Regions from separate parts of the Homo sapiens genome. Here region 2 is linked to region 1. Evidence: chromatin contacts called from ENCODE Hi-C or POLR2A ChIA-PET data. All regions are on one chromosome and are shown on one strand. Each heading gives the region's core, a stretch centred on a gene start or an enhancer-like site at or near the end of the contact. The rest is flanking DNA. Distances are from core to core; before and after follow the strand shown.

Region 1 (5,000 bases), core at 229-2,728:
CGGCCCCTCCATGTCTGAACTTTGTTCCAAGTTCCAAGCCCCGCCCCCACAGTTCCAACGCATGAATCAGCAGGAAAAGCCGGGCCCTGCAGCATGGCCCAGGGAGGGGGCTGGGGGCGTGGCAGGCTCGGGGGATGTGAGCTGGGGAGGGCGGGTCCGTGCTGACACTCAGTCCAAGGGCATGGCCCACGCCAGGCTGAGGGGCCAAGGCGGTCTTGCCTTGGAATTTCTATACTCAGAGGGTAAGAAAGATTGGGGGATACGGGGTGCGGTTCAAATTCCGAAACCCTCTTGGGAGGCATGAACTTTGTGTATCTTCCTTCCCCTGGGTGACCAGTCCAACTCCGTCCGACCTTCCTCTGTCTGAGATAGCTCTGTTCAACCCAGAGGACTCAGCAGCTGCTGAGAGTCTGTGCCAAGCAGGTGCCCTTGGCTGCAGGGCGGGGTGGGCCCAGGGCACTGACCCTCTGACCAGCTGCTCCATCAACCCTCTGGCACTCTGACAGCTCCTAGCCCAATCTGACAGCCAGGATGACAGGCCAAAGGAGTTGGAGGCTGGAACCAGGGCCGGAGGGAGGTGGGGGTGACAGCCTCGCCGGAGGCCATGGGGAGGGGCCAAGAGTTGGCCGAGAGGTGGGGAGAGAGGCAGCCCAGTGATGACTAACCCAGGCGCCCCACCCAGCCAGCCGGCTTCCCAGGCAGTCAGGGCCAGGCCTGGGCTAGGGGCCTCACAATCGGACAGGCTGGGGGGAGGTGCAGAGGTGACCTTCTCTCGGCCCAAGACGGCCAGTTAGTCTGGGGAGCGGGGGTTAGAGTTTCCAGGCCCTCCTCTTGCCCTCTTCCCCCCGCCCAACCACGGTGAAACCCTAACCTTTGGGTTGCATAAGGCCCCGGCACCGCCGCCCCCTACTCCTCTCCCCTCCCCCCTTACATAACATCCCCTGGAGAGAACGAGAGGAGGGGCCGGCCCGCCCAGCGACCCCTTCCCTGCCAGGGCGCTGAACTGGCCCTGACCCAGTGAACGCCGGCAGAGGCAAAGCACCTCCTCGCCGCCCGCTCGGGGGGTCCAGACCCTCCCCAGGCTAGATGGCCGGCCCCTGTATCCTCAGACCGGGGGCCGCCGGGTGAGCCGCCCCCGGCCCTCCGGCCCCTCGGCTCTCCCCCCGCCCCCCGCCACTCCGCCAGCCCTTCCGCCACGACTCCCGTCCCAGACTCTTTCCTCGTAGCTCCTGACACACTAACCCGGCCAGTCCAGGCCCCTCTCCCCGAGGCGCCCCTGCCCCCGCCGCCCCTTCTCCTCCCGGAAGGGCTGGGTGTGGCCGCCCGGACCCCACTTTCACCCTCCATCCCGTTACCGCGGCTCCCCGCTGCGTGACCGGGTCGCCAGCTCACACCCACCTGGTGCTGGGTGTGGGGGTTGCTGCACGAGGGGGAGCAAATCACTGCGTCCGCTCCCCACGGCCGGCGGCGCTGTCTCTTCTCGGCACCCAGCACACACCGGCTCCAGGCTCCGATCAGCTGGCGGCGTCGTGACGCACGAGCTGCGAATGCACGGCCCGGGGCCAATCACCGCCCACTGCTGGGCAACGTGGCCCCGCCCACCCGGGGGCCGACGGGGCCTCGCCCTGGTCCCGCCTCTCCGGGCGCCCTGGCTCTGATTGGCAAGGAGGCCACCCTTTTGCCGGGCGGAATTGCACGAAGCCACGCCCACCCACTGAGGAGCCGGCCAATAGACGGACAGGTGTGGCCCAGCCCTCCGCGTCAGCGACCCGCTTAGAAAAGCGCTACGTCAAACGAGAGTCCTAAAGAGCAGGCGAAAGCCACGGCGTCTGCGTTTGCAATGCATGCTGGTCCGTGTAGTTCTCAGCCTGACACCGTCGTTCCCAGAACCCAGCGCGCTCTGTGAGTTGGCATTTTTAAACTGAGCTCGGAATCCAGCCCGGGGAAGTCCTTAAAGGGCGACAGCCCCTCCTTGTTGGAGTCGTGAGTGCTTCTTTTAGACATTCCCCAAACTGACTCGCCGGCCTCTGCGGGACGCTATAGCTCTTTAAGGAAAGGTGGAGCGGACCAAGGAGCAGGAGTGGGCAGAGCGTCAGCCCCCAGGGCAGCAGAGACTGCCGTTGGAGAGCTCTCCAGGGTTTTTGGAGGAGGGAGGGTGCTCGCCTCGCCCAGCCCACTCCTCCTGGGGGCTCTTCCTAACCACAGGAGGCTTTTTTTCTTGGATGTCTCTTCCCAGTCCCAGAAGAGCCCCCAGAGCCTCCCAAGAGGTAGCTTTCTAACAAAAGATTCATAGCACAGTCCTCACCTTAGGGTAGAGGGAGGGCTTCTGGTCAGAAATTAGGGGATGGGCCATGCCAAAGTGCAAAGGGTCAGCAATCGCATCCTCTGATTAACCCCCATTCAGTCCCGCCCTCCAAAGCTCTTCACTGACTCAGGCCTACTTAGGGAAGAGATTCGAAGGTGGAGACCAATGAGCAGGCTGCTCCTTCCCCAGGGGCCAATCAGAGTCTAGATGAGCGGGGGATGGGCAAAAAGTGAAATGAACCCAGTGACTTGGCAAAAGCTGCTGGTCGGCGTTTTTAAAGGGGCAAGCCGGAGACCTGCCCTACCTTATCAATCCCCGCAAGTCCCCCAAAGAGGAACATGTGGACTGAAATCCATGCCTTTTCCTTCAGCTCCAAATAGGGGCTGAGGGTAACTAAGCAGGAATGATGAGGCTGGAGGGTGAGATCCTTCCTTCTGTTAAATACGCACTCCATCAGGTAATTGATAAGGTTCACTTGGAGCTCCAAAATTCTGAGCCTGCGTTCAGGACATTGCGCCTTTAAGGAAACTTCCTGCCTTGCGCCCCAGTAACAGCTGATTGTTGGAAAGTGTGACCTCTGGGGACGAATCAGCTGTTACCACATCCTCCTCCTTGCTTACCCTCCTCCATCCCCTTATCCACTCCCATGGGTGGTGAAGGAAAGAACGTGGGGGATGTGATTGTATGATCTTTCTTTTCCCCCATCACTCCAAGACTGTCTCCCCCAACCCCAACCCCGCTCTGCTCCTTAGTTCTTCAGAGGCTCTGGGCTTGGAAAGAGAGGTATTTCCTGTTAGCACAGTAAATTCAGACTCTGTGGTCTAGACCCTCCCTGGTCTAGGGGAAGGCCAGTACTGGGGAGGTCCAGAATGGTGGCTGGCGCTGGGGAGGGTACAGTGAACCCGAGGACCAAGCCTGGGGAGGAGGAATGGCTATGGGAAGCAAACTTGGGGTTCAGAACGCTGCTTCTCAGGCCAGCCGCCCCCTACTTCCTACTCAAGTTGCCCTATTCCTCCATGGACAGGTGTCTGCTGATGGGATCCTCCTGCTTTTGCCCATTTACTCCACCTCCTTATTTATTTTTTTTTTTTCTGTTTTTGAGACAGAGTCTCGCTCTGTTGCCCAGGCTGGAGTGCAGTGGCGCGATCTCGGCTCACTGCAACCTCCACCTCCCGGGTTCAAGCGATTCTCCTCCTTCAGCCTCCTGAGTAGCTGGGATTACAGGCGTGCGCTACCACTCCCAGCTAATTTTTGTATTTTTAGTAGAGATGGTGTTTTGCCATGTGGGCCAGGCTGGTCTCGAACTCCTCACCTCAGGTGATCCACCCGCCTCGGTCTCCCAAAGTGCTAGGATTATAGGCGTGTGAGCCACCGCGCCCGGCCGCATTCACTCCACTTCTAACTGTTCTCAGCTGCCACCTGGTCCCTGGGCCGCTCCATTTTTGGCTTTTGGCGGTGCCCTGCCCACATGGCCACCCCCCATAGCAAGGGTCCTAATTGCTCAAGGACTGCAGGTGGGACACGTTGGCCCCAGAAGCCAGCGTCTTTGGCTGGGAAGTGCTGGGAAGACCCAGGTAAATATTTTGCCTCGATCCTGAGTTGGGAGTCAGGGTCACTCCAGGACAAGCTTAGTGTGAAGTCCTAGGACTGACTTGGCAAGGCGTGGAGAAATTGAGCAGGGCCCTGGCCAAGCATGGAAGGAAGTGAAGCCTCACCAGTGGCCCCTATTCTCCATTATCCTGAGCATAGAAATCCCATCCCTTTCCCACTCACGGCCCTTGGGGTGACCCTTTTCCATTTTGTTCTGAACACTGACCCCACCCCCTAGGTCAAAAGCACAGGCTTCGAGTCCAGGGTTTCGCCACCTCAGCACCCACTGGCATTTTAAGTAGAATAATTTCTTGTGGGAGGGCTACCGGGTGCACAATAGGACATCCACGTGGTCCCTGGCCTCTGTCCTAGATGTCAGTGGCAACACCCACCCACCCCCAGCTCCCAGTTTTGACAACCAAAAGTATCTCCAGACGTTACCAAATGTCTCCTAGGGGCCAAAATCTCCTCCAACTGAGAACTACTGTGTTAGGCACACTTAGATTCAAATTCCAGCTCTTACTAGCTGTGAACTTGTTACCGATAATTTCCCCTCATCTACAACATACGGTGAATAAGGAATTCAAGCCTTGTTGTAGGGATTTCAACATTTAAAAATATTTTAAAAGTTAAAAATGTGCCCGGGCGCGGTGGCTCATGCCTGTAATCCCAGCACTTTGGGAGGCTGAGGCAGGCGGATCACGAGGTCAGGAGATGGAGAACATCCTGGCTAACACTGTGAAACCCCGTCTCTAATAAACATACAAACAATTAGCCGGGCGTGGTGGCGGGCGCCTGTAGTGCCCAGCTACTTGGGAGGCTGAGGCAGGAGAGTGGCGTGAACCCAGGAGGCGGAGCTTTGCAGTGAGCCAAGATTGGGCCACTGCACTCCAGCCTGGGTGACAGAGCAAGACTCCGTCTCAAAAAAAGAAAAAAAAAAAAAAATTAAAAATGTGGCCAGGCACAGTGGCTCATACCTGTAATCCCAGCACTTTGGGAGGCCGAAGCAGGTGGATCACTTTGAGCCCAAGAGTTCAAGACCAGCCTGGGCAACGTGGCAAGACCCTCTTTAAAAAAAAAAAAAATTAAAAAATGGCCTGGCGAG
Region 2 (5,459 bases), core at 42-2,541, 570 kb after region 1:
ATCCTTGAACTCCTGGACTCAAGCAATCCTCCTGCCTCAGACTCCTGAGTAGCTAGAACTAGAGGCCCGCATCACCATGCCCAGCCAATTTTGAAAATTTTTTTACAGAGACAGAAGCCTCGTTTTGTTGACCAGGCTGGTACTGAATTCCTAGGCTCCAGCGAACCTCCTGCCTTGGCCTCCCAAAGTGCTGGGATTACAGATGGGAGCCACCACACCAGACCTTGACTCTTTCTTCTCCCTGAGCTCCCCACGTTCAACCAAGTCTTTTGGATTCTACTGTAATAATATGACTTGTGTCTGTTCACTTCTTCCCACCTCCAAAGCCATTTCTTGGTTCAAGTCTTTTTCATATCTCACTTGGAACTACCGCAGCACCCTCCTTGTCTCCTATTTCTAGTCTTACTCTTCTCCAAACATTTTACAAAGCGGCCAGGGTTTATTTCTGAAGAGCAGATGTTATTCCCCTATTTAAAGCATCCAATAGCTTCCTACTATTTTCAGGATAAAGGTCAAATAATTTATCATATGACCCTTCAACATCTAGCCCCAGCTTACACCACCCACTGGGTGAATTTTACCCTTAAGGCGCAACGAACCAGCCACTGCAGTTTTCCACCTACCGTGCTCTCTCTCCCCCAGCCAGCCTCAGCCCTTTGCATATGCTATTTCCTTTGCCTGGGAATCACTTTACCACCTCCCTTTCCTTCTCAAGCTAACTCCTACTTGTTCTTTATACTTCAATTGACCAATGGCTGCTTTGGTCCCATGGCTATGTGCTCTCATATACTGGGTGTGCACCCCAAAAACAGAAGTAATTACAATGTTAAGTCTCTTGCGTCCTCCACTAGAATGCACTGAGACAGCAAGAGATCTTGTTCACTGTTATCTTTAGTGACTGGCACACTGTCGATAATTACTTACTGAGTCAATGAAGAGGAGAAATCTTCTAAACAAGCCTGTGATTTTTCTACTGTCATTTCTCCTGGCTTAAAGGAAAAAGTCCCCGCCCAAGAGTTATAAGAGGATATCCCATAGAAAGCCCATCACAAATCAGACTAACTAACCTATCCATGCTACTTTAGTTCATTCTCGGAATATAAGGTCAACCAAGAGGAAAAGATAAGTACAAAATCCCACATAGAATCCTAAAGCATCATGTTGATGACGCTGAACAAAAAGCAGCAAAAAAAAAAAAAAAAAAAAAAAAATTCTAATCCTACTTTTACTAAATTCTGCAGTGACACATAGTGGTGAGAGAGGGAAGTACATAATAAAGATAAAGGAAGCGTACATGAGAAGGGAAAAGACCATCAGGGAGCCTCAAGTGGTTTGTCTTCCTTGCAATCAGTGGGAAGTATCTGTGCCTCACAGCTGTATGAACCAGGGCACCCAGGCTTACTGAGCTAGTTTGGCTCATTGCATCATTCTCAGGAACTTACATCACTGGGACTCAGGCTGCCCAGCCCATTCTCTTGCTCAGAATCCTTCCCAGACTCAGTGCCCTGGGAAGACCGTGGATGGGATGGATGAATCCAGATCTCCAGGCGAGTGGTGTCATCTCCAACATGCCGGAAAGTAGACTTCTTTCCTTTCCGCCACTGGTCAGGGCTCAGGTCAAATTCCTCATGTTGCTTCTTTTCCATCTGTTCTGCCTATATAACATACAAACACATTAGCTCATGGCCTGGTGTGGTGGCTCACGCCTGTAATCCCAGCACTTAGAGATGCGGAGGCAGGCGGATCACTTGAGGTCAGGAGTTTGAGACCAGCCTGACCAACATAGTGAAACCCTGTCTCTACTAAAAATACAAAATTAGCTGGGTGTGGTGGCGCATATCTGTAATCCTAGCTACTCGGGAGGCTGAGGCATGAGAATCACTTAAATCCGGGAGGCAGAGGTTGCAGTGAGCCAAGATCGCATCACTGCACTCCAGTCTGGGCAACAAGAGCGAAACTCTGTCTCAAAAACAAAAAACACACATGAGCTCAGACTTTCCTGAGACTCAGCTTACAAAGAGAAAAGCCTCACCTCACCGGTATTTATTTGACAATAAAAATACTGTACCACAGTCCCAAAGTAGCAGAGTGTCATCTGCTTTGTTTCATATAGTTATTAATTCTGTAGACTGAAGGCTGTAGAGCACGTACATGTACATCCAAGGGCCCCTGAAAGCTCTCCTGAAGATCACAGTTTTGTTCTGCACAGGGGCTGACCAACTACCCACCAGCACAGTCTGATGGGACCATTTAAGGACACTATGAGTCATTCCCCGAGGACACACAGACACTGAGCAATAACTGCACCTTGGATAAACCTCACTGGCTACGATCCTGCCGGTGCGCAGAGCTAGGGCACACCAACACTCAGGGAAATGCACTATTCGAGGAAGGAAGGGTTCTGCCACATCCCCACTCACCTTCCGCTTGGTCTCTTCAAACAAGCTCATGAGACTCTCCTTGGCAGTCAGGATAGGGTTGCTGGCAGCTAAACTGCGCATATAGTAATAGACAGCGTCAAGCTTCCTCCTCTGTGGAAAGAGGCCAGAGACATTCAGTCAACCAATTCTCGTCCTAACTCCAGCAAGAGGCAGCTGACTCAGGAAACCCTACTATCTCTCCCAGCCTGTCTCCCAAACTGAGAGGAATCCCAACAACAAAATCAGAAATGCTATCCACAGGAGAAGCCATTGCAATTACATCACAGATCTCTTCTTGCACAGTATTATATCTTACATGCAGAGGTGCTCCAAGAACCAAGTACTCATAAGGAGAGAAAGGAATAAACAGGCTCTTAAAATATAAACAGAAATTACATCTTGTTCTTAGAAAAAGCATGATGTTCAATTCACTTTATATTTCCTGTTCTTATCAGAGAGTCAGTATGCTATAATGAAATCACGAAATTACAAGCCAGACAGACCTTGGTCCAAATACTGGCTAATCCAGGAGTTGACTCGGAAACTTTGGACAAAAGACTCCAAGATTATTACATTATTATGTAATAATCTTCCTGAGTTCCTATATCCTCAACATTACAATGGGAGTAATAATACCCAATGGAGGAGTATCCTCAGGTTTACAAAGTGTTGTCCACTGTCTCACACTTAACTGTACTTAATCAATGATGTTGCCATTGTTATTGATAATTTTTTAAAATAAATAAGTAGCTGAGTTGAACATTTTATGGATATTATTCAAGAAATTCAGCAAGTCTATTTATAAGCAATTAATAGGGAAAAGAAGAAGTAAAGAAAAAGGAAGTGGGTCAGAAAGAAGGAAAAAGGAAAACATTGAAACAAAGGCAGAAAGAATATCCAAAAGGCTTTCTCACTTTTTCTCCAACTTCATGTACATTTTCAATGTTTTCCATAACTGTTTCAAAATACATTTAAAATGCTAGCTTCTCTCTCTCCCCAGCGTCTACCCATTCTTCAAAACTCCTATCTTATATTCACCTGGCATGGCTAGAGGTGCAGGTTCTAAGGTCAGTGCCTGAGTCTGAATTCGGTCTTGCATTTATTAGGTATGACACAGCACGTTAACCTAGAGAGGTTTCCTTATTTGCAAAATGGAAATGTTTACAACATATGGCTCCCAAAAAGATTAAAATTATATAATGCATATAGTTTAACAGAATATTTGGCACACCATTACAGTTACTTGGTAGCTATTTTTATTATTATTCCAATCCATACTAATTTCTATCTACACTACTCACCTGATTTGAGACTGTATTATATTAATTCTATAAAATATTTTTTCATATGAAAAAATTTCCAAAACAGAGATACAACTTACAATCGGTATCTATTGTTATGTCTTATTTTAATTTGCAGCATTTTTCTTAGTGGAACAGAAGATAATGGTGCATCTAACAATCAATTACATATTTATCAAGTCTAATTTGCATCACTGTCTATACAGCTCACTTGTTTTCTCAACACATTTTTTTTTTCAGGGAAGAAAGCAAGTCAATATTTTATCATTCCTGGCACCTAGAAAAGCACTACTGTACACGTGTTGTGTTCTCAATAAATACCTGAGATTCACTGATTGGAAGAGACAGAATGACTGACTGATTGGAATTGGCAGAAAAGTTGGGAAAATGTTGCTAACAGACAACTAAGATGAGACAGACAGAAAAAAGAGGGATAGAGGAAAAGAACTTGAAGAAAGTGCGAATCTAGGTCAGAGGTCTGTGAAAAAGAAAATTTAATTCAAATGACAAAAAGCCATTGAGGGAATTCAGCACAGTTGCAACATACAAGATCAACACACGAAATTCAGTTACATTTCTATATACTAGCAATGAGCAATCTGAAAAAAAAGAAATTAAGAAAACAATTTCTGGCTAGGCCCAATGGCTCAGGCTTATAATCCCAGCACTTTAGGAGGCAGAGGGAGGAGGCTCACTTGAAGCCAGGAGTTCAGGACCAGCCTTGGCAACGCAGTGAGACCCTCTTTTCTTTTTTTTTTTCTTTTTTGAGACGAAGTCTCGCTCTGTCATCCAGGCTGGAGTGCAGTGGCATGATCTCAGCTCACTGCAAACTCCACCTCCCGGATTTGAGCAATTCTCCCGCCTCAGCCTCCCGAGTAGCTGGGACTACAGGTGTGTGCTGCCACACCTGGCTAATTTTTATATTTTTAGTAGAGATGGGGTTTCACCAAGTTAGCCAGGCTGGTCTGGAACTCATGACCTCAAGTGATCCGCCTGCCTCAGCCTCCCAAAGTGCTGGGATTACAGGGGTCAGACACCCCACCTGGCCAAGACCCTGTCTAAAAAAATAGAGAGAAAGACAGAGAAAAAAAAGAAAACAATTCCTTTTGCAAAAGCATCAAAAAGAATGACATACTTAGGAATACATTTAACCAAGGAAGTGCAAAACTTATTATACACAGGGTTAAAAGAAATTAAAGAACGAAGTAAATGAAAAGACACCCTGTGTTCATGAATTAGAAGGCTTAATATTTTGAAGATGGCAATACTTCCCAAAGCAATCTACAGATTCAGTGCAACCTTATCAAAATTCCAATGATTTTGCAAAAATGAAAAAGCTGACCCTAAAATCCATACATAATTACAAGGGACCTCAAATGGCCAAAAAAAAAAAAAAAAAACGAAGTTAGGGGACTCACATTTCCCAATTTTTCTTACCACAAACCTACAGTAACTAACACAGCTGTGGTACTGGCATGAGGACTGACATATAAATCAATGGAAGAAAACTGAGAGCTCAGAAAAAACCCACATATAAAGTGACTTTTTACAAGGGAACCAAGACCATTCAATGAAGAAAGAGCAGTCTCTTCAACAAATGGTGCTGAGAGAATGTAATAACCACATGTAAAAGAATGAAGTTGGACCTTTACCTCATACTATATATAAAAATTCACCTAAAATTAATCAAAGGCCTAAATATAAGAGGTAAAAGTCTAAAACTCTAAGAAGAAAACGT

The links. A loop is a pair of places that touch in the nucleus more often than their neighbours do. ChIA-PET counts read pairs that join two places held with the same protein, here RNA polymerase II (POLR2A). Pooled maps may share reads with other maps.
Region 2: a pooled map shows a loop between it and region 1 (4-fold over the local background). The contact joins the enhancer-like site here to the promoter of MIR22HG in region 1. A Hi-C loop is called at or near these places in 1 of 168 maps with a recorded cell type or tissue (CD4-positive, alpha-beta T cell) and 5 of 50 pooled maps. POLR2A ChIA-PET finds 5 or more read pairs at or near these places in 3 of 52 experiments (HEK293, activated T-cell and activated naive CD4-positive, alpha-beta T cell).

The regions. Positions count from the first base shown.
Region 1 is chr17:1,714,732-1,719,731 of GRCh38, forward strand. It overlaps MIR22HG (MIR22 host gene), which reads right to left and starts at 1,479. Exons shown (of 3, transcript NR_028505.2): 1 at 1,399-1,479. It also overlaps a transcript of WDR81 not described here. RefSeq lists an enhancer at 1,626-2,267.
Region 2 is chr17:2,281,205-2,286,663 of GRCh38, forward strand. SMG6 (SMG6 nonsense mediated mRNA decay factor) reads right to left here. Exons shown (of 19, transcript NM_017575.5): 7 at 2,421-2,531; 8 at 1,443-1,655. Among named protein-coding and RNA genes, the nearest start is that of SMG6, 20 kb to the right of the region's middle. Within about 2 kb of position 1,292, at least 2 of the 41 ENCODE cell types and tissues checked have a DNase peak (open chromatin) inside an H3K27ac peak, as active enhancers do.